Regions from separate parts of the Homo sapiens genome. Here region 2 is linked to region 1. Evidence: chromatin loops called from intact Hi-C (ENCODE). Cell type or tissue: PC-3. All regions are shown on one strand. Links, peaks and the distances in the headings refer to the core of each region. The heading gives the core; the rest is flanking DNA.

What was found. A loop is a pair of places that touch in the nucleus more often than their neighbours do. Peaks named below come from ENCODE experiments on the same cell type or tissue, not always from the same donor. Only the 100,000 strongest peaks of a DNase experiment are listed, where the experiment ranks them.
Region 2: it touches region 1 in a loop (9-fold over the local background); 14 of 110 quality-filtered maps call a loop at or near these places.

What each region holds. Positions count from the first base shown.
Region 1 is chr1:99,173,240-99,185,153 of GRCh38, forward strand. No RefSeq gene overlaps it. Among named protein-coding and RNA genes, the nearest start is that of PLPPR4, 85 kb to the right of the region's middle. RefSeq lists a silencer at 10,644-10,811. In PC-3, for the core only: CTCF peaks have their summits at 4,416 (motif pointing right), 7,228 (motif pointing right) and 7,432; a DNase peak (open chromatin) is centred at 7,232.
Region 2 is chr1:99,520,470-99,532,383 of GRCh38, forward strand. No RefSeq gene overlaps it. Among named protein-coding and RNA genes, the nearest start is that of LINC01708, 39 kb to the left of the region's middle. In PC-3, for the core only: CTCF peaks have their summits at 6,834 (motif pointing left) and 7,035; no DNase peak of the experiment used is centred there.

The sequences.
Region 1 (11,914 bases), core at 2,287-10,286:
GGTGGAAATATAAAGGTAATAAAGGTAACTTGTTTAATTTGGGAAACCAGATGCTGTTATCACATCAACTTGAATTTTCTTTCCATTTTTAAAATACATCCCAGAAATAGGTCAAGGAGAAAAAAAAGCACACACATGATAAAATGGAAAAAAATGTAACTATGACTATGGCAACAGGATAGCAATATTTTGCCAAGGAGTTTTTTTTAACTCAGATATACCAGTTCCAAAGAATACACTCCAGATGGCAAATCCATGGTTTATGTGGGTGATTTTATCTTTACTACCCAAAAGAATCTTGCAGGCTGCCGTCCTGAAACTTACATCTGCTATGAATGAAAGTGATTAGGATTTGAAGTTGTAGCTCTCTTGCTATCACTTCCTACCTGGTTGCCTATCTCTGGCGACCTGGGAGTCAGTTACATTTCCTCGTAATGGCTCACAACAAATGTGTTTCTACCTATGAAAGATAGTTACTAGTCAAGGGGTTGAAAGTGATCTTAAACTCGAGATTCCATGTTACACTTCCTGATGGTAGCCGTGATAATGGATGCTCCTAAGGGATAGAGGTAGAGATCACACAAAATAACCTGGATAGAGACATCTACTGGAGATGGGAAGTGGGTGTATTTGATTATTTGTTTGTTTAATGTAGCACTCAAAACACAAATTCCTGTGGCTGATTTTAACAGTAGTAGTCACATTTGAGGCCTTCTTTAGAGGTTTTACAGCAGAAGAAAAAAATGTGGGCTCTATCATAAAATGGAGAAGAGGATTGACTCTCATTATCAATACCTGTTAGCTCTGTGACTATGAGAAAGTTACCTGGCCTGAAGTCTCAGTAGTCTTATCTATAAAACGGAGATAATAATTAACTAGAAGCACGGTGTGGTGGCTCATGCCTGTAATCCCAGCACTTTAGGAGGCCAAGACGGGCGTATCACCTGAGGTTGGGAGTTCAAGATCAGCCTGACCACCATGGAGAAACCCCGTCTCTACTAAAAATCAAAAAATTAGCCGGGCGCAGTGGTGCATGCCTGTAATCCCAGCTACTTGGGAGGCTGAGGCAGGAGAATCCTTTGAACCCAGGAGGTGGAGGTTGCGGTGAGCCGAGATCGCACCATTGCATTCCAGCCTGGCAACAAGAGCGAAACTCCATCTCAAAAATAAATAAATGAATAAATAAATAAACAATAATAATTATCTTGAAAGGTTGTTGTGAAGATCAGAGATAATACTCTTAAATACCTGGTCACCTAGTAGTTACTCAATAGTGAGAGCTATATTAATATCTGTTTTTGTAATTTCAAAGCTTCTCATGCACTATACAAATCTAGGGTAGGATGCTTTGTCTTTTGATGTAGTTATGTAAAAACTGAGTTTCTTCCTTTTCCCTTTCTTTCTTTCCTTTCTTTTTTTTTCTCTCTCTCTCTTCCTACTACCTCAATTTTTAATTCAATTCACCTTCTTAACATAATTTCTGGATATATTTAGTTCCATTGCTAATGGTAAATGACATTAAATGTTGAGATTTCTAAGCCATCTTAACCAGGTTGTCTTCCTGCTTATTTCTCTAGCTTCATCTCTTTTGACATACACAGGAAGAAAAACTATAGCTGTGAGGCTTTTCAGAAAACATACCATTTGTTTTACTCAGGGTTTATCCCAGTAACAAATTGAGCTTCCAAGCAATAAAACTGCCATGCACAAGTCTTCTTTAAAAGAAATTCTACTTGAAGATGTATCAGGAACTAGAATATTAGAAGAAAGTGACAGTCTTCTGATAGCAAAAGCAACTATTCCCTTTACTAAAGAGAAATAAAATAAATTTCCTAAGTAAATTTATTGTCACTGCATTTAGTGCAATATCGAACTATGCCTCTATGGGGTTTCTCTATGAGCCTAATCAGACACTTAGCCATGGAATCATATTTTGTAAACTAGAGCACTAGAAAAGAACTTAGGGGGCTCATGGGAAATACTCAGCAATACTGGTGGTTCAGAGGAAAGCACTGAACAAGTCATTTAGCCCCTCCTTGAATTACTAGTCTCCCTTATGGAGTAGTTTAATTTAGGATTTTTCTTCTTCTTAGGGACAGAAGGTTTCTATACTCTTTTAGTTCCATCAGAACTAAATCAAGATGAAAGGACCTGAGAAAATGATACTTGAGAGATGTTTAGGATAAGATCCAGATTCTTTAACCTGGTCACCAGGATTCTGCCTTCCTGCCAGTCTCATTTAAGGTGCTTCTCCAACCCATGCTTACTTGTAGCCCCAAGACTTTCCTACCAGTAATTTTACTTATTTATTTTAATATTTTATTTTCAGTCAGGGTGTCTACAAAAATAAAAATAGTTAGTCAGGCATGGTGTTGCACACCTATAATCCAGCTACTCTGGAGGCTGAGGCAGGAGGATTGCTTGAGCCAGGGAGTTTGAAGCTGCAGTGAGCTATGATTGTGCCACTGTACTCTAGCCTGGGCAACAGACCGAGACCCTGTCTCAGAACACACACACACACTTACACACACACACACACACACACACACAGAGAAAGAACATTAATATTTTAACTTTCATTTAGCACTTTAATATATGAATTTCATGGGGTAGTCCATTTAATCCTCAAAATAACATGAATGCTATTATCCCCATTTTATAGATGGGGAAATAGATTTCTGAGAGATAACTAACAGGTTAATATTAGCTGGATATTCCACCTGGTCTTGGAACCCAGGTGTGGGTTCCTCTTCCTATTAGGCCCTACCTCTTCATTCTCTAGCTTGCATCTCAAGTGTAGCTGGAAGAGAAACATGGGTAGAGCTTCAGAGCTGTAATATACTTGGGTATGTTATACTAAAGCAAGCTAAATCAGAACTCAAGAGAAAACCTGTAGTGAAAGCCAGGAAGATGGAAAAGGGGGATGGTGGTGATAGGAAATAAAGTCACTGAAGGGAACTTCTACCCTCCCTATTCAGAGAAATAGAAATTAAGAGAGAAGTATATGTAGTTAGAGTGGTATTCATCTTGTTTTTAGTTGCAGAACTCTTTTACTCTTCTGCAAATGAAATATTTCAGAGAACCTCAAAATGTGAAACATTAAAAAATTTCTCTGCAACATGCTGAAAACCCAAGTTATACCTGCTCAGACACTTCTCACATCTTTCCCCAAAACTTGGAAGCACCCGAGATGCTTCCTGGTCTCTAAGGCATTAAGGAAGCCATTGACAAATAGCTGGGAAACCACTAAGTCAGACAGGTGTGGGTTCCAGTCTCAGCTTTGCATTTACTTTTTCTAGGAACTTGAGAAACTTAACTACCCTGATTGATGGTGTCTTTTTATTGTAAAGATAATAAGAGATAATGGCCATAAAACATTAGTACATTACCTGAATAACAGTATAGATGCTCAGTAAATATCTTTGTTGGAAGAAAATTAGAAGTTAACATTGAGCTCTTCCTAATAAATTAAATTGATGAGGTTTGAAAATTACTTAAATAGTAAGCTTGTATTTAAAAGATCCTTTGACCACATAAAATTTCATTTGGAAAGAACTGCAGGTTTTTCATATCATCTCTATTTTTAGAGTGGAGATGAGAAGAAAAAAAAACACAAGAAAAAAGCACATGGCTAGGACCACTCATTATGATTCAGAAACATGAGTTAGAAAGTGCAGCTGTCTCCCTGCTTTCAGAGCAGATAGCGGCATCATTTTATAAATGAAAGTAGAGATAAAGTCACTGTGATACACATTTCTGCAATAACAAACCAGGGAACATTAGAGACAAATAAATACTCATTGCCAGGGGAATATTTTCTCCTGGGTAAAAGGCATGCATTAATTCTCACAATAGAGTCATCTAATAAATGATTCATCTAGACACTAATATTTAATCAGTTCTTATCTTCAATTGCTCTAAGAACCTTTTAAACACTATAGCATATTTAAACATATTCAGGGTTATTACTTATTCAAGTTTAATTCCTTAGTCAAACTTGTTTTAAAATGAATAAATGACACAAAAGAAAAGAATACTATCGCTTCATACTAAATGCTAATGTTGTAATTATTTTCTTTAGATAAGTAGATTTTTACCTGTAATGTTTTAACTTAGAATTTTTCTGACAATTTTAAAAGTTAATAGGAACTATTTGTTAAGCCATGCAGTTTGCTCTGCGGTTACTTACAAAATGGATTTCAATTTTTCTGTGGAATTGCTTTTTAATTTTTTACAGCACTGCAATGTTTTACCTACTTAATTTCATAATGTGAGTCATCAATAATATATTTCCTACATTCAGTGAAACCAAGTGTGATGCCAGATTGAAAAAATAATGAATTTTCTTTACATTTAGGATTTCTTTTCACATATATGACAATCCTTAGATAAATAAAAATGCTGTCCTGGATTATTATACTTTTCCACAAGAGGGCTCTTGAAAGTCAAAAATATTGCCCATGATTAGTAATCTGCTTACATCTATTGGTAAAAACCAGAGAAACAAGATTTTGAAATATTTCCTGGATAATTAAATTTTTAAAAAATACTTTAAATTAAAGAGTTAACTAATAGTAATCAAAGCCAAAATCGATGGAATGCTTCCTGTGTGCAGGCCATGTGGTTAGTGCTGGATATGTAGCCATTATTATTATTCATTGCACTATAGAGAGTCAGTTACGGTTCAGCATGAAACTTTGGAGATAAGATTGCCTGAGTTTGAATCCCAGCTCTGCCATTTGAATTATTTCTTTGACTTTGGGCAAGATACTTGGTATTTAACTTTATCAGTCCTTGGTTCCTTTTCTGTAAAATGCGGTTGTTGTAAGGATTAAGGGAATTAAGATACATAAAGCAATTAGAAGAGTGTCGGGCACCTAGTAAGTGCTTTGTAAGTTTTAGCTACTACTATCATCACAGAGGACAAAACTGAGGCACATAGAGATTAAAAGATATGCCCTAAATCGTGCGCCCAGTGTCTGGAAAGATACAAGGTTTTGCCCCACCAGTGTGCTAGAACATGTATTAGCCAATATGCCTCTAATATAAGAGAAGATTGGCAACACCATCTGCTTATTCCTACCCCCACTGACAGCACTGGGGGACCCATCCCTGCTTAACCACACTGCCCACCTGTCCACGGTCCTGGATTATCCATACCTCTCAGGGTTATCTCTCATCGTAATAATCATTGATTTATGTATTGAACTCCGTCACGAGTCTACTTGAGTTCCAGGACGATATCTTATTTATTTTTGCTTTCCTAGCACATTTTGGTTAGCAAGAATTAACAAGGATGATTTAAAAAAAATAAGGGTGTGCTAATATTTCCAACTGTCCTATAAAACGATTTTTGTTAAACCCATTTAACAGATGAAGAAATCGAAATTCTAAGATCAAGATCTCACGGTTTGAAATAGCCATACTATTGGAAACCAGATCTGAATCTGAAGCCTGTGTTTTCTTCACTATAATGACCCACACATGTGCTCAGGGTTGTTTGTGCATTTACTGACTGAAGACAGACTGTGAAAATTCCACCAAGAGACATAACGGAGTGTTTTCAATGTATATATAGGCTAAGGGGAGATTATTTTTGCAATAACTCAAGTATTCAAATGAGGATTTTTCCCTTCAAATAGTTTTGGTCTGTGTTTTTTTTTAAATAAGGTTAAATTTTTTTCAGATTGATTTTATAACTTCTCTTTTATAATTATTTTTGTGGAAAAATTTAAAAATGTTATGAACACTAAGAATAACAATATTATACAATGAAAGTGTATAATAAGGAGAATTTCCTGGTCAGGGACTGGGTTAAAACTTCCTTCAAAGGGAGATATCTGAACTGAGAACCAGAGGATGAGTCCGTGTTAACCAGGTGAAAAAGGGAAGGAAAGAATGTTATTCCAGGCAGACGAAACCATTTGCAAAGGCCCTGTAGCAGGGGACACCATCCTAATGAGGAGGAATAAAAAGAATAAAGGTAACGGGAAGCAGAATGGTTCAGGAGGGGCTGAAAAGTAAAAGGCAGACAATTCATTAATTTTGTAAATATTTATGGGAAGCCTACCACACCCCTGCTAGTAATGTAGGTACAGAGGAATAAAAAAGTAATAAAGCATTTTTCTCTCAAGGAAATTCTTAATCTGGCAAAAGATGGCTAAACGCACACACACGCTTACCTCTAGATATAATGCAATGGAAGCGGTATTGTAATAGCAGTAAGAACAAAAGGCTGTGGGAGCACAATAGAAGGAGAAATTAATTGTGATTAAGGAAATATCAAAAGAAGGAATTGGCCAATATTTTATTGGGTAATTGACATGTTAGCTGATCCTTAAAGGTATTCCAAGCAACAGCATGAAGAGAAGCACCAGGTGTAAATAGTGGCCAGAAGTCTATTAAATAATAATTTGTTTGATGGATCTGTTTATTTTAAATCTCAGAGGAGGTTCTATTCTCTGCAGAAAGTAGAATTAAACTAGAAAGCAGTAACAAAAAGATAAACAGAAAAAAACCTTAATAATTGCTATCATGTATATAGGTGTTAAAACACGGTTGCGAAAACAAGTAATCACAATGAAAATTAGAAAATGTTTGGAAATAAATGTTTGGAAATAAATGATAACATGGTTGACATATCAAAATACATAACTAAAGTTATGCTTAGGTAAAATGTGCAGGCTTATGTGCATATGTTAGAAAAGAATATTGAATATCAACACTCTACATATCTATCTGAAGAAGCAATGAGAAAAGCAAATTAATCCAACGAAAGTTGAAGAAAAAGATGACACAGGCAGAAGCCCAATGAAGAGAAAACAAACATAAAATTAATAAAGAAGACCAAAAGTTGGTCCTTCAAAAATAAAACACAATTTATAAACCCCAAGGTCAAGAAAAAAAGAGAAGTCAAAAAAGTCAGAAATAAAAGCCAGGATATTACTTTAGATTTTATAATTGTTAAAATATAATAGAAAGATATAAACAATGTTATGTCCGTAATTTCAATATTTAAATGAAATAAGCAAATACCATTAAAATATTATTTTTTAAATAACGAAATAAGGATGGGAAATCGGAATTGTTCTATATCTTAAGGAAAAAAAGAAATGAAGAATCTCTTTATAGAGGTAGTTATACTCTTCTTTCTGCTTCCTACTAGCCAAAAGGTAACAATGTTTACTATCTCTCAGCATTTCTCAATTGCCGCCACTAGGTGGCAAACGTTTCCAAACTATTGCAGGAGCCTGCAGTGACTATCAGAGTTTGTTGGACACCATTTTGTGTGCTCCCCAACAATCACAAATAGAATATTCTAAAATGGTCTCATTATTGTCATTATAAGCACTCTCACTGTTTTCATGAAACAAAAGATAGCAGCAGGAACAAAACTGCACTGAAAAAAATCTAAACACAGGTTTTATTGCAAGAAATTGAAAACCTACTCTAACAATAGAACCTTCCACTTCAGGCTCAGAACAAGGCCAGCGAAGTGGAGCAGGCCTATCACAGATTCCCATCTCCATGACAACCTTTTCAGTTCCATGCACAATTAAAGCTACAGTATCAGTTTTTTTCAGGAAAAAAAAAATCTGAGTCCTGGCTAGTATTCATTTTTTATAATAGATTTGAGAAATTAAATTGATTCTAATTAGTGCAGCTGACTTAGTGGGTAATAATAATTCATTATACAAGCAGCCCTAACTCTCTTCTCCAAAAGCAAATGAAAATATATATTTTGTATGGTTTAATGTACTATCATTATCACTATCCTTTTTAGCTTTCTTTGACAACAGCTCTTTTGTGCCAGGCATTCTCGAAAATCCTGGCTTAATTCCCCTTCAGGCTATACTTGTGGATAAAAAAAAAATCTGTTCATTTCATTAGCAATTAGATTTCAGCCAGATGGTCTGGAAAGTGTTGGGACTCCCTCAGAATCCTGGAATAACCTTTTCTCCAGATACATGCTTCCTTTCGTCTTCTGAAGACATTTCTGGAGTTTTTAGTTGTTACTGAAAAAATGGGTAGAGCTCAGATTTCTGCTGCCCTGAAAGAGATTGTTCAGAAATTTTGAAGAGTTAAAATATATATATTCAAAGTGTTAAAAAAATGCAACTTGTAAAGAAAATTTAGTGGATCAAGAGTTTAGCGTATGGAGAACAAATGATTGGTGGAGGAATTTATGACAATAACATTTTCAAGTACCATATATGAAGATATTTAAAAATAGAGTGACCAGCTATATTTTTCCTTTTTAAAAAATTAATAAAGATATAAAAATGGGATGTGAGTTTTCATGTTATTTCATATAAGCAATAACATGAAAGACTAGTTGAGTTTAAGACATTTCTGAGATTCCTAAGAATGGAATCAAGGTGGTAAAACATTACCAAGAGTTATCATAGAATACTATGCCATGAAAATCATAAACATGTATTTTTTTTCTTCTTCCTAGAAATGTGCAAGTATAACTTTTCCTGAAATCAGACGACTGAGGCAGGTGACTCTTCATGAACCCTTTCATTACTAGCATCTTGTGATTTTTATAGGCATGAAATGTAGATACTATGGCACTGTTGCTTCATTCATTTTAACCATCTCTAACACCCTATGATGATGACCGGGAGAAATAAAGCAGCCAGTTTGCAATCCAGCTTACTTGTGGATAGATGTTGTCATTGCTTGAAGAAAGTATGATTACTACTACCTTTTTGCGTGGTCAAATTGAGACAAAGAAAAGTTAAGTGTCTTCCCCAGCACTAAGTCCAAGAGAGATGACATATGTTTTATGTCTGTCCAGCATGCCTTTGGTCAACCTCATTTACTTCATTCTTGCCTGGAAATGAATGGGGCTGGCTCAACAGTGGACATAAAACGGATGCCTAGACAAAGAGAAAGCTCTATCTCCTTGCCAAATGTTACATTGAGGAATGGGCATGGGTCATAGCTTTGCCAAAGAAAATTGTTTCCTCCCAGAGAACTCTGAAGCTATTGAGAAAGACATAATTTCTTTTTTTCTTTTTCTTTTCTTTTCTTTCTTTCTTTCTTTTTTTTTTTTTTTTTTTTTTTTTTTTTTTTTACTGAATCTTGCTCTATTGCCTGGCCTGGAGTGCAATGGTGCAATCTCGGCTCACTGCAACCTCTGCCTCCCGGGTTCAAGTGATTCTCCTGCCTCAGCCCAGCCTCCCGAGTAGCTGGGACTACAGAAGCGTGCCACCACGCCCGGCTGATTTTTTATTTATTTTTTATTTTTTATTTTTAGGAGAGACGAGGTTTCACCATGTTGGCCAGGTTGGTCTCAAACACCTGACCTCAGGTGATCCACCCGCCTCAGCCTCCCAAAGTGCTGGGATTACAGGCATGAGCCACCACACCTGGCCAGAGATAATTTCTTTTTGCTTGTAGGGCAAACATAAACCTGAAGTTATTGTCATCTTATAGGGAGAGCTTTTCAAAATGAAGCCAACACAGGTAAAGGGAAGAAAATATAGCTTACACAAACAATGTTTAACATATAGATTTAACACATGGAGACATAGAGGCCTGGTTAGATTTTTAACTGTAAGGTCGAGCAAGAGAAAATACCTCTAATGTTATTGTATAAGCTCCTTATAGCTAGAACCTGACAAACTCATCCAGATCTTTGTAAGTTGTAAGCATGGGATTTAAAAAATGTTAATTTTGCTTTTTAAATTATCATATAGTCACAGACTTTCTTGTACAGGTCTTTGAATTTTGATACTTTTATAGATTCAAATAACTACCACCATTATCAGGATATGAAAAGAGTTCCTTCTATCACCTCAGACTCCCTGGTGTCATTTCTTTATAATCACAGCACTCCATTCCCCTAATCTTTGGCAACCACTGATCTCCTGTCCATTTCTTTTATCTTTCTGGGAATTTCATATAAATGGAATCATGTGATATGCAACCTTTTGAGACTAACTTCTTTTTCCCATTATAATGCACTTGAAATTAATTCAAATTCTGATCTGAATCAATAGTTTGTTCTTTTTTATTGCTGAGTAGTGTTTCATTGTACTGAGGTATCATAGTTTCTTCCTCCATTACTCACTGAAGGACTTTTGCACTGTCTCCAGTTTTGGGAATATATTATGAAGAGAGCTACTATATTAACATCTGCGTGGAGGTTTTTGTTTGAACGAAAGCTTTCTTTTCCCAAAAAATCAGAGTTGCTGAGTCATAACTACATGTTTAACTTGATGAGAAACTGTCAAACCATTTTATGTAATAGCTGTACCATTTTTCACTACCACCAGCAATGTATGAGAGTTTTAGTTGCTCTACATCCTCGTCAGCACTTGGTGTTGTCAGTATTTTTTATTTTCTGCATTCTAATAAGTGTGCAGTGGTATTTCATTAATGCTTAACTTTGCATTTCACTTATGGCTAATGATGTTGAACATTTTTAATATGCTGCTTTGCCATCCTTATAACCTTCTTGGTAAGTGTCCAAGCTTTTGCCCATTTTAAAAATTGATTTCTATGTTTCCTTACTGTTGCATATTGAGTTTTTTGGGTTTTTTGGTTTTGTTTTGTTTTGTTTTTGATGGAGTTTCACTCTGTTGCCCAGGCTGGAGTGCAGCGGCACAATCTCAGCTCACTGCAACCTCCGCCGCCCAGGTTCAAGCGATTCTCCTGCCTCATCTCCCAAGTAGCTGAGATTACAGATGCCCACCACCATACCTGGCTAATTGTTTTATATTTTTAGTAGACATGGGGTTTCTCCATGTTGGCCCGGCTGGTTTTGAACTCCTGACCTCAAGTGATCTGCCCACCTCAACCTCCCAAAGGGCTAGGATTACAGGCATGAGCCACTGCATCTGGCCTGAGTTTTATATATATTTTGGATGAGAAATTTATAAAGGAAAGAGGTTTAATTGATTCACAGTTCCACATGGTTGGGGAGGCCTCACAATTATGGCAAAGGAGAATGAGCAAAGTCACATCTTACATGGTGATAAGCAAGAGAGCATGTGCAGGGGAACTCCCCTTTATAAAACTATCAGATCTCATGAGATTTATTCACTATCATGAGAACAGCATGGGAAAAACCTGTCCCCATGATTCCATTATCTCCCACTGGGTCCCTCCCATGGCACATGGAAATTATGGGAGCTACAATTTAAGATGAGATTTGGGTGGGGACACAGCCAAACCATATCAACATGTATATTTGGTCAACTTATCAAACAGACCTTTGGAAACCTAACTATTTAAAGGACTAAGGAACTTCCAAGAGAAGCTAATTCTAAAACACAGGACAGGTAGACACACACATCTAGTAACAGATTTCTGAATTTGAGTAGGGGAAGATTTTTGAGTACAACATACTGTCACTCAGAATTGTTTCTGATACTGTCCTTGTTTGAATTCTGGAGAAGGCAGAAAGTCAAAAGTAAAAGATATATTTCACTCAAATATACCTGATTTTATCTTTAATGGAAAAAAAAATGAGAGTACCTTTTCCCCCCAATTTATTGTAGAGTGCCAGAATCTATTTGCCCTGCATTTGCCCAGTGCATCACCAGCAGCACCCAGTGGAATAGGCAATAGTATTTAGCTGAGATGGCCCTGCTGATTCCCAGGAAAGCAAGCAGTAGTGGTGCCCCTTTGCGGTGGCAAAGTTTGGAGAAGACTGTTGTCCTCAAGAGTAGAAATGGTTATCATGCCTATTGTAAATGACATCTCATGGAAGTGAAAGCAATATGTGACAGCTGCCAACTAAAGCAACTGCCCAGTGGAAAGGCCAAGAAAACAGAAGGCAGGAAGGAGAAAAACATGGCCAAAAGCACAATTGCTCCTAGGATTATTCTGAGAGCTTGGGAGACACAGGGTCCTAGTTTATCATGTCAGTGCAAGGGCCAGTGAATCATAGGTTACTTGT
Region 2 (11,914 bases), core at 1,894-9,893, 350 kb after region 1:
CTACAAGGCTACAGTAACCAAAACAGCATGGTACTGGTACCAAAACAGAGATATAGACCAATGGAACAGAACAGAGCCCTCAGAAATAATGCCACATATCTACAACTATCTGATCTTTGACAAACCTGACAAAAACAAGCAATAGGGAAAGGATTCCCTATTTAATAAATGGTGCTGGGAAAACTGGCTAGCCATATGTAGAAAGCTAAAACTGGACCCCTTCCTTACACCTTATACAAAAATTAATTCAAGACAGATTAAAGACTTACATGTTAGACCTAAAACCATAAAAACCCTTGAAGAAAACCTAGGCAATACCATTCAGGACATAGGCATGGGCAAGGACTTCATGTCTAAAACACCAAAAGCAATGGCAACAAAAGCCAAAATTGACAAATGGGATCTAATTAAACTAAAGAGCTTCTTCTGCACAGCAAAAGAAACCACCATCAGAGTGAACAGACAACCTATAGAATGGGAGAAAATTTTTGCAACCTACTCATCTGACAAAGGGCTAATATCCAGAATCTACAATGAACTCCAACAAATTTACAAGAAAAAAACAACCCCATCAACAAGTGGGTGAAGGATATGAACAGAAACTTCTCAAAAGAAGACATTTATGCAGCCAAAAGACACATGAAAAAATGCTCATCATCACTGGCCATCAGAGAAATGCAAATCAAAACCACAATGAGATACCATCTCACACCAGTTAGAATGGCAATCATTAAAAAGTTAGAAAACAACAGGTGCTGGAGAGGATGTGGAGAAATAGGAACACTTTTACACTGTTGGTGGGACTGTAAACTAGTTCAACCATTGTGGAAGTCGGTGTGGCGATTCCTCAGGGATCTAGAACTAGAAATACCATTTGACCCAGCCATCCCATTACTGGGTATATACCCAAAGGATTATAAATCATGCTGCTATAAAGACACATGCACACGTATGTTTATAGCGGCACTATTCACAACAGCAAAGACTTGGAACCAACCTAAATGTGCAACAATGATAGACTGGATTAAGAAAATGTGGCACATATACACCATGGAATACTATGCAACCATAAAAAATGATCAGTTCATGTCCTTCGTAGGGACATGGATGAAGCTGGAAACCATCATTCTCAGCAAACTATCGCAAGGACAAAAAACCAAACACTGCGTGTTCTCACTCATAGGTGGGAATTGAACAATGAAAACATATGGACACAGGAAGGGGAACATTACACACCGGGGCCTGTTGTGGGGTGGGGTGAGGGGGGAGGGATAGCATTAGGAGATATACCTAATGTTAAATGACGAGTTGATGGGTGCAGCACACCAACATGGCACATGTATACATATGTAACAAACCTGCACGTTGTCCACATGTACCCTAGAACTTAAAGTATAATAAAAATAAAAAAGAAATTTAAAAAAAGAAAGAAAAAGAAAAGGAAAAAAACGCTGTCAACCAGGTATTCTAGACCTAATTAAAATATCTTTCAAAACTAAAGCAAAAATACTTTTTCAGACATGTAGAAAGAGACAAATTGTTACCATCAGACAAGTACTATAATAAAATGTTAAAGATAGTTCTTCAGGAAGCATGAATACAATGCCAGACAAAAACCAGGAGCTATACAAAGAAATAAAAAATGCTGAAATTGAGACAAATAAAGATGAATATTAAATTTATTTTTCTTATTTTTAAAAGTTCTGGAAGACAGTTGGCTCTCTAAAGCAAAAAAAAATAGTAACAGTGAATTGTACATTTATGGTGCACGTAAAGTAAAATATATGTTAACAATAGCACAAAGAATTAGAAAAAATGAGAATATACTGTTGTAAGGTCTTTACATTATTTTAACCTGTATAATATAATTTAAAGGTAGTGTATAATTGATTAAATATATGTAGTAAATACTAGAGTGTCTTAGTTCATTTTGTGTTGCTATAACAGAACACCACAGACTGGGTAATTTATAAAGAAAAGAAATGTATTTTCACAGTTCTAGAGACTGGGAAGTCCAATATCAAGGCGCCAGTATCTGGTGAGGGCCTTCTTGCTGCATCATTTCATGGCAGATGAGAGGATAAGAGAAGGTGAGAGAGAGAAAAAGGCCAAGAGGGGGCCAAATTCATATTTTTAACAAGCTCACTTTCTAAATAACTAACTCAATCCTGTGATAACAACATTAATCTATTCATGAGGGTAGAGCCCTTATAACCTAATCACCTTTTATTAGGTTCCACCTCTCACATTATTGCATTGGGGATTAAGCTTTTAACACACAAAGTTTAAGCGACACATTCAAACCACAGTAAAGAGTATAGGTAATAAGCTAAATATAAAAAGCATATAAGAATTTTATGAAGTCATAAGAAATCCTCACTCCAAAGGAAATCAAAAGGTTGGGGGAAAAAAAGATAGAAAACAACTAGCAAGATAACAGATTTTAGTACAAGCCTGTCAACAATTATACTAATTGCAAACAGTCTAAACATATGAATTAAATGAACATGTTGGATTGGATAACAGAAGCAAGGCCCATTTACATAGAAGATATAGATAGGTTAAAGTAAAAGGATGTTAAAGATATACCTTGAAACACTAATCAAAGGAAAGTTGAGCTGGCTATAATAATATTACACAAATTAGACTTCAGAAGAAGACACTCTATCAGAAATAGAGTTTTACATAATGTTATTATAGCCACCTCAACTTTCCTTTCCCTCACTTAAAAGGCTCATGCTTTTTTTTTAACTTTTATTTTAGGTTCAGGGGTACATGTGCAGGTTTGTCATATAGGTAAACTCGTGTTATGGGTTTGTTGTACAAATTATTTTGTCTAGGTACTAAGGCTAATACTCAATAGTGATTTTTCTGCTCCTCTCCTTCCTCCCACCCTCCACCCTGTGGCAGGCCCCACAGTCTGTTGTTCCCCTCTTTGTGACCACATGTTCTCATCATTTAGTTCCCACTTATATGTGAGAACATACAGCACTTGGTTTTCTGTTTCTGGGCTAGTTTGCTAAGGATAATGGCCTCTATCTCCATATTCCTGCAAAGGACATTATCTCATTCTTTTTTATGTCTGCACAGTATTCTATGGTGTATATCTATTACATTTTCTTTATCCAGTCTACCATTGATGGGCATTTAGGTTGATTCCATGTCTTTGTTATTGTGAATAAGCACTAAATAATTAAAAAAGAAGAAAACCTCAAATCAATGATCCACACTTTCAATTTTAGAAACTAGAAAAAGTAGACCAAAATAATCTCAAACCAAACATAAGAAAATAACAAGTAAAAGAGCAGAAATCAATGGAATTGAGGACAACAACAGCAAAAAGACAAAATAGATAAAACCAAAAGTGATCAGCAGGAAACAGCCAGCATAGTTTCCTGGCACCTCCATTGCATGATTTGTAGCAACATACTCCTAGTAAGATACCTCCTCATTCGCATCTTTTCTTGGAACCCTAGCTTCAGATTTCCAGCAAGTTCCACCTGTGCAGCACCCCCCAGTGAGTTCTCCACCATCTAGTTACTCATAACTGTGTCCTCCAACAAGGTTTGTGTCTCACCCCCAGGGGTTGGGGCAAGGGGCAGGCTCTTTTTTGGATGTTCTATCTCAGCCCTGGAAGTAGTAGCTGCTTCTTATATGTGCTATTCTGTATTCTTTAAACTTCTGTTTCCTTTATATTAATTAACCCTTTATTACTCCAAACCCCATTACTCCAAATTATTATACTTAACAATTCTATATATTTAACTTTGTTCAAATTACTTATCACTGTGCAGTTTCTGTCTCCTGATTGGACATAGACTGATACAATTACACATTATTCTTTTTCAGACTCAGTGATTTGAACATCATATGGAAAGCTTTTAACTACCCTCCTTCTAAAGATCTTCAAGCCACCTCACTGCAGTTCCTATGTTCAACCCCACTCTAAAGAAGAAGTGGGGAGTCTATTTTAATTTTCTTGTCATACAGGAAATTGCCAACATAGCATCTGCATATAATACACCTAAAGAGGCTCGTATCTTTTTCTCCTTGAATAGAAGGTGTAATAGAGCACTTGTGCCTTCCATCAATTATTCATTAAATCTCTCCCATGAGATGAGCCAGTTAGGAGAAAAGAATTGTTCAATACAGGAATAAAGTTTCCATTGATAGAAAAGCCCAATAGGAGAGCCAAAATCTTGATTTCTCATTTCACATGCCACCTAAGACTTCATTACAAGACTGCATTTCTTTCCAAATTAAAAAAAAAACAAATAAGTAAAACTCTGTGCATTTCCAAAATCCCATGTAATTTTTCATACTCTTAATATTTTAATATCATATACTTTTCTACTTAGAGGCTTATTCCTTCCATGTCTCTAATTAGTATATGTTAGGAGATGAGAATACCATCTACAATAATTAAAAGAATAGAAAAAAGGATACAATAATTTGCTTTTCATGTGTTTATTCATTTGTAATCAACAGATTTGGAAAAAGAAACGGCAAAATCCCTGAACTATAGACTCCAGGTAAGAAAAAGAATTTGAATCCATTTATTCACATCATTCACCAATACTTGAATACCCCACAGCACTCTCACCTCTGTAAATATCTCACATTATGGGAAACTCAGTATCAACATGATAGTTCATCCTATATATGGACAACTTATTGTTAGAAAGTTCTCCCATTTATGTTGAACTATTATGTTGCTCTATTAGCATTGTTCCTAGTTTTGTTCCTTGGGTTCATGGGGAATGTGCTGTGCCAAGTGTTTCAAATATCTAGACCTCTGCCATGTTCCCCTTGCTACACTCTGCATTTTTGGTAATGAAGAACTTTAGCCCACTCTGTAAACAAGATTCCTGAAACAAAGATAGTAATTCTAATCAATAATGATATGAGACAAAGATTTCCTCACCCACCTCCACGTAATTACAAAAGATTATTAAAGAGGCTAAACACCCAGGTCCAACTTCACAAGAGTCTGAGAGAAGTAAAACTAAACCATCTGTCCAGAATTTCTTCTGACCAGGAGCCAACTCAGCTCAGAAGTACTTCCTTCTTCCCAGAGCACTCCCTTAGAATACCAGAACCTGTGAGATCTCTGCACTTCTGGAGAATGAGCCTCTGATCCCAGGATCTGGCCAATTTTTTCACAAAGGACTTGGCAGTATATGGCTATCTTGTTGAATATGAGATGTGAAGGAAGATATTTTATACTTACTTTCTCCAATGACAGGTAAATGCTGACAGCATTCTGTTTATAGTAGCTGGTTAGGATACAGACAAAAGGTTAAAGCTCAAGTTCGAAGACCCAGCATTTTTCATAGACCCAGTATTTTTTCACCAAGGGAGTGGCCACCACATGCTAAAATATACATTCAGTTTTACACCAGCTAAGAAGAGATGAAAAGATTCCAGGTCTCATGGAAAAAATGACTGAAAAACAGCATCAATGGAATCTGGAATTTAGAGCTCACAGATGGGGCCTTGCATATTAATCTTGGTTCTGGGAAATACAGGCTCCAATCATTTGCCCTCAAACCCACAAGGTAATCATTATTTCTTCCTTTTAAAATGTCTAAATGTTAATTAATATTACATTGTGTACACTATTTAAGGTAGCATACGCATCTCAAAGGAAGTTCAAAATTGAAGATACCCACTAGTTATGTTCACTCTGTGACAGAATGTCTTGAACTCCAAACACAATTGTAAGCACCAAGTGTACAGATGATATCAAAACCTAAAGCTGGGCTAGATTACGGAAATAATATCAACTCTGTGAATGAGCTCCTCCTTTACATTGGAAGGAAGGGGCAATATGTTTCAATAGAAGATAGCAGATGCTAAGGGCCAAAATAGCTACGTACACAAAAAGAGAGATATGTCCTTGGAGGATCCAGCAGATGAGGAAAGCTTCCCAGAGAATGTAGCCCTTAAGCTGTACCCACGAAGGAAAAGTAAGATATAAATAAATGAAAAGGAGATTACAGGGCATTTCAGGTGGTAGGAATGGTGTGATTAAAAAATGGAGAAGCAGGATATGCAAAGCATCTCCATTGAACAATTTGTACCGTTGGACTGGAAAGGATTCAGGAAGCGAAAAGCATAAAAGGCAGATAAGTCAGAAGCAGAGGGTAAAGGGTCTTAAAATGCTTAAAACGATAACGAAAATTTCAGTTTGCTAGGAACAGTAAAGTTCCCATAAAGAAGAGTTTTTTTACCATGACATTGTTTGGAGCTGCTGGTTCATGGTGATTATAAAAAGTAGACTGAGTTTAGTTGACATTGTTAGTATTTTTAAACTCTCTAGGGACAATGCATCTCCTTTTTACCTGCACATAGGGACTGACTACTGCTCCCATGTTCCTCTCGTTATCCTACTGATTTAGAAAAAGTTACAAAAACTTTCCTTTGATATATGATGTTCGTATTTGACATGGTTAAATTTCTCTCTCTCTCTCTCTCTCTCTCTCTCTCTCTGTAAGTACCTACAATATCCTTGCTAGGAAGGGCTAAGTCTTTAACATACATTATCTCCCTTAATCCTAAAACAATCCCGTAACTATTAATGTTCCCACTTCATAAATGAGGAAACAGAGCTTAGAGAAAGAAGCTACTTGGCTTGCCCAAGTTCACGCAGCCGACACGTAGGAACACAGAGTCAAATTCAGGTATTTCTGGTACTACATTGCATGTCTATAACCAGTTTCTCTATCTTAGTTCTCATCAATAATTAGTAGTTTTGCTACTATTTACAACATATTTGTATCATGTTTTTAACATTGCTCATGGAGTTTTTCTCACACATTCTATGCTGCCACCATCTGGTCTCTTATAAAACTTTCAAGCTTTTCTTCTGGAGTCATTCTCAGTCTTATCAGAGTTTTGCATTCCCTTGAAAGAGGGCTGAAATTGGTGTGGACTGGATTTATATAGCTTGAAAATTCTTCATCTTATCAATATACTCCCCTTTACTCATCTGCAATGTGTAAGGGTCATAAAAGATTAAAATGGAAATTAATTGGCTAATGAAATTGTACTGGCAAAACAGAAATTCATAGCAAATGAGCCACTATGCAAAAATGCTGCTGAGGGGATATGTCAATTCCAGATTCAGAGTACAAAGAGAGTTTGATGCACTTTTCCCTTGGTTAACTGTGAAAGCCTCGCATTAATGAGTAAGGAAAGGTAGGCAAAGAGGAGCAAATCAATTAGGTCGTATAGAAGAGACTGAAAGGGCAGGGAAGGAACCAGGAGAGATTTAGTGCTTAAGTCATCAGTTTCTAAAAGGCTGATGGCCATAATCCTATGAAAAATAAAACATGTTCACATTTGTAAGAACAATGAAACCGTTGCCAAGTCCTTACTAACATCTGGTTTCTTCTGCCCAGTTTCTATCTACCACCAACCACTGATTGTATTAAATGAGATTCTCCCTCATGTGAGAGGCAGGGGAGAGAAAAAAAAGGATGCATGATAGGAAGACAACATGTTGATGTATGTATTTGTCTATCTTGCATTGCTGTTAAGGAATACCTGAGACTGGGTAACTTAGAAAAGAAATTTATTTGGCTCATGTTTCTGCAGGCTGTACATGCATGGCACCAGCATCTGCTCAGCTTCTGGTGAGGCCTCAGGAAGCTTTAAATCAGGTGGAAGGCAAAAGGGAAGCAGATGTGTCACAGGTGAGAGAGCAAGAGAGAGAGGAGGTGCTGGGCTCCTTTATTTTATTTTTATTTTTTATTTTTTCACTGAAAGTAATCAAGAAACTGGCTCCTTCCAACAACCAGCTCCCACATGAACTAACAGAGCAAGAACTCATTTGTTACCATGGGGAGGGCACCAAGCCATTCATAAGGGATCTGTCCCCATGATCCAAACACCTCCCACCAGACCCTACATCCGACATTAGGGATCACATTTCAACATGAAATTTGGTGGGGACAGATATCCAAACTACATCAACATGGAAGGAAGGAGAAAACAGGGAGACTGTAGTTCTGTGTTCTGATGTGCCTCACCATCCTCCACCTGTTTGTGAATAGTTAAATCAGTTGATCTTAAAGTGCCTTTGCAGTTCCCACACCTTGGTGCCCTTGTTAAGAGTATAACCTTAATACCATATTGAGATTATGGGAATATTGAGGATGAAAAATAAGACAACAGGTGTTTAGTGCCTACTACTTTCCAGGCACCATGTAAGGTACTTCAAACCCACTGTATCATTTAATTGGTCTTCACAGTAGCCCTATGAAATAAAGATCATTATGCCTGACCTGGCTCTTACTGTGTGTCAAGCCCTATTCTAAATACTTTAATCAATTAATATTCACCACAACCCTATGAGAGTAGGAACTGTCACTGACCCCATTTTCTAGATGAGAGATCTGTGGCCCCGAGAGGTTAAATAACTTACCCAATAGTACACAGTAAATGTGGAGCTGTTCAGCTCCATTTGGTTGCAGAGTCCATGCTCTTAAGCAGTACTATACTCTAACTTCTCTTCAATACACACATACACCCTCACATACAGGTATGCACACGTGTCCATGCAACCTGACTTCTTACACACAAGTACATGGAGCCATAGGGAAAGTAGATTCAGAGTTCGGATGAACCAGGATGCATCACATTCTCAGTATCCATTGCAACACTCTCTCTCTATCTACCTGACAAGGAGTCAGAGGAAATAAACCAGGTGACAGAGAAGCTGACTACGATAACATTTACAACTGCCAGGGCTTGGAATTCATACAACCTCTTAGAGGACAGAGATTGGCCTTAGAATTTCCATAGCTATAGCTGTAACTGTATTATAATAGCTTGCTCAGGTTACCATAACAAAGTACCACAGACTGGTTGGCTTAAATAAGAAATTGTTTTCTCACAGCCCTGGAAGACAGAAGTCTGAGATCAAGGTATTGGCAAAGTTGTTGTCTTTTGAGGCCCTCTCTCTGTCTTGAAGATGGCTGTCTTCTCCCGTTGTTTCCACATGGTTTTTCCTCTGTTTATGTCTGTTTCCTAATCTCCTCTTCTTATGAAGACAACAGTCATATTGGATTAGGACCCACCCTAATGACCTCATTTTAACTTAATTATCTCCTTAAAGACCCTGTCTCCAAACACAGTCACATTCTGTTCTGAAGTACTGGGTGTTAAGAAATCAACATGTGAATTTAGAGGTATACAGTTCAACTCTTAACAACTACTCAATAAAAAATGACACTCTAACAGTTCATAAATTAATTATGTTCAGAGGTGGATGCATAATTCTTAGTGACATCAATGTAAATTGTCTAGGTCAATTAAATATTGAAATCAATAATGTTTAAAACTGTCCTTTTTATCTTTTATCTCTGTAACAAAATGAGAGATAAACACCTTTAATACAGAGGCAAAATAAGATTCAGAAATTTTTAAAAGTTAATTTTGAGAAATGGCTCCCTTTTAAGAAATGCCTCACCAAAATAAATACACAAACTACAATATCTGATATTTCCAGAAATAAAGTTCAGCTTCCTTTATGAAAATTCTTATCATAAGTCTGGGGTTTAAGCTTTCCAATAAAAAATAGACTTGGACTCTGTGACTTACAATTTTAATGTATCTGTAAGCTGGGACTATAGAGGGTTTGTTTCAATACAAACTGATTCTGAATACTTGATTTCTTCAGTAATCATGTATTTGATTGCCCATAGAAGAACAAGATTTCTCAAACAAGTTACATTATTATTATGTCTAGACTACCAACAACACCCTGAGGAGATCCGTGTTTTCACATATGCAAAGCTTTGGAATAAATTCCTATTGTCAAAATAAATAAAAATAACTCAGTAATTGGTTTTTAATTAAGTATCCATGTATATCATTATTAATTTTATACATTCAGTACAAATGAAGCTGTCTCAATATAAAAGAAATTACTAGTGGGTAGTAATTATAAGCCTACTATACTTATATTTTAAGTTCATGACTAATACTCAAAATACTAATAAACAGATCCTCAAAAAGTAAAATTTGCCCTAAGAAATAACAGAAATACCTTTTCATTCTAGAGCTGTATGCACACCTGGCTTGTGTTTTAGAGTTTGTTTTTATTTCTTCACATAGCACCCCAAAAATAATAGCACCTGAGGAAACTCTGGGGTGATTTGCTCACTTCTAGAGTCTATTTCAACATCACCAAGCAAAGTTGGTTAATACTTAAAGACAAATGATAAGCAACATAGGAATCTTGTTTGTCTATAAAATTATGTCAAATTAGATTTAACTTGGAAAAAAATGATAAGCCAAAAAAAAAAAGTCCATTCAGAAGAATATAAACTCAAAATCACAATCACGCCTACTCTCTGCGTGTCGGGGCCCTGTGTCAGACACTGCATGCTAAGCCAATGTGTCCTCAAACAAGAGGTCTTCAGTCATCTGTCTAAGAATGACCCATGGAGAAAATCAAGAGAATCTAATTAGGCAACATTTAATTCCACTATGATAAATAACTTAAGCTGCATCTCTAAGAGAAGGTAATTATTGGCCCTTAGAGCTAACAGCAGAATCAGTTAAAGGTTTTTAAATTCACAGCTAAACAAACATTGTAAAGATAAATAAAAGGATAAGAAAGATAAATTAATAATTATATTCCTGTTCTTCAATAACGGATTAATGACGTTCTACAGTATTATATGAAGATTTTTAAATTCCTTTTTACAGATAAATTAATAGAAATATAAGTACAAGAATAATTATAATTAAGGGAAAATGAAAAGTTTCATATCCCTTAAAGTCCTAAAAGCTGTACACCACCACCAATGTGTTCACTAAATAATTTAATTACATTACATGCTATTTTAGCCAAGCCTCAGTTACATGGACAAATTATTCAAATCTTTTGCCCTACCTCTTACCTTCTAATAACAATTCTTTGAGAAGGTTACAAATCATCCTTATCAAAATTGAAACATGAAACATTTTTATCAATGTTTATCAAGGTTTATAAATGTTTATCATTGTTTATCAATCATCCTTATCAAAATTGAAACATGATTTTTTTAAGTGGAATCATATCAATTTGTTATTTATTAGCTACTCTAGTAAAATATTTGCTCTTAGTGAGAGATTGAACCTTGTGTCGTGACTAATTGCGGTTTGAGATTGATTATTGGTAGATGCCATTATTCATTATATCACTATGGTTAATAAAGGTAATTCATAGTTTTCTCTATTTTAAAGTACTATTTTTAAACATCTGTAAATGTCATAGAACTTCTTTGACCTCTACTCAAGGTTTCATATTGCATCACCCAAGATAACGATTTATTTAATCTTAAAGTGCTCCAAACGACAATGCATTTAAAATACTAAGTTTTTTTTAGTTCTGCAGAATGACTCAATATAGACAATCTGCCTTGAAAATAATTGTTCAATTTAAAGATTTTTGCAAAAGGAGGCAATCATTTCAAGCCTCTTCAAAGTAAGCACGAGATTCCCAGTCCCCACTTTGAAGGCTGTAGTAGAAATAGATAGTTGGAAATGTAGCCAGTGATATTTTTCTATGTTAGGGATTGATATGAACAAACTGTCTTTTTATTTTTATGGCCCTTGGAGATATTTCTCTTCAGCTATAGAGAGCTTTGAACCCTGCCATAATTGATCCATTTCTTCTACTTTCTAAGGAAAGCAAACATCAACAGAATTCTGCTTGTTACTCCAATAACCATGTATGTTTTTCAGGAGCAGCACTTGCTCCAACATTCCTCTTAGATCTGTATGACACAGTGAACTGACTTCCTAACAAGCTGGCCTCTTAATTTCATCTTGCTCTGAAAGTAAAGGAATAATGAGCTCAGTGATGCTGAAGCAACACTCCCAGCCTCCAAGAAGAAAACCTTAGTGCCCATTCTGTCAC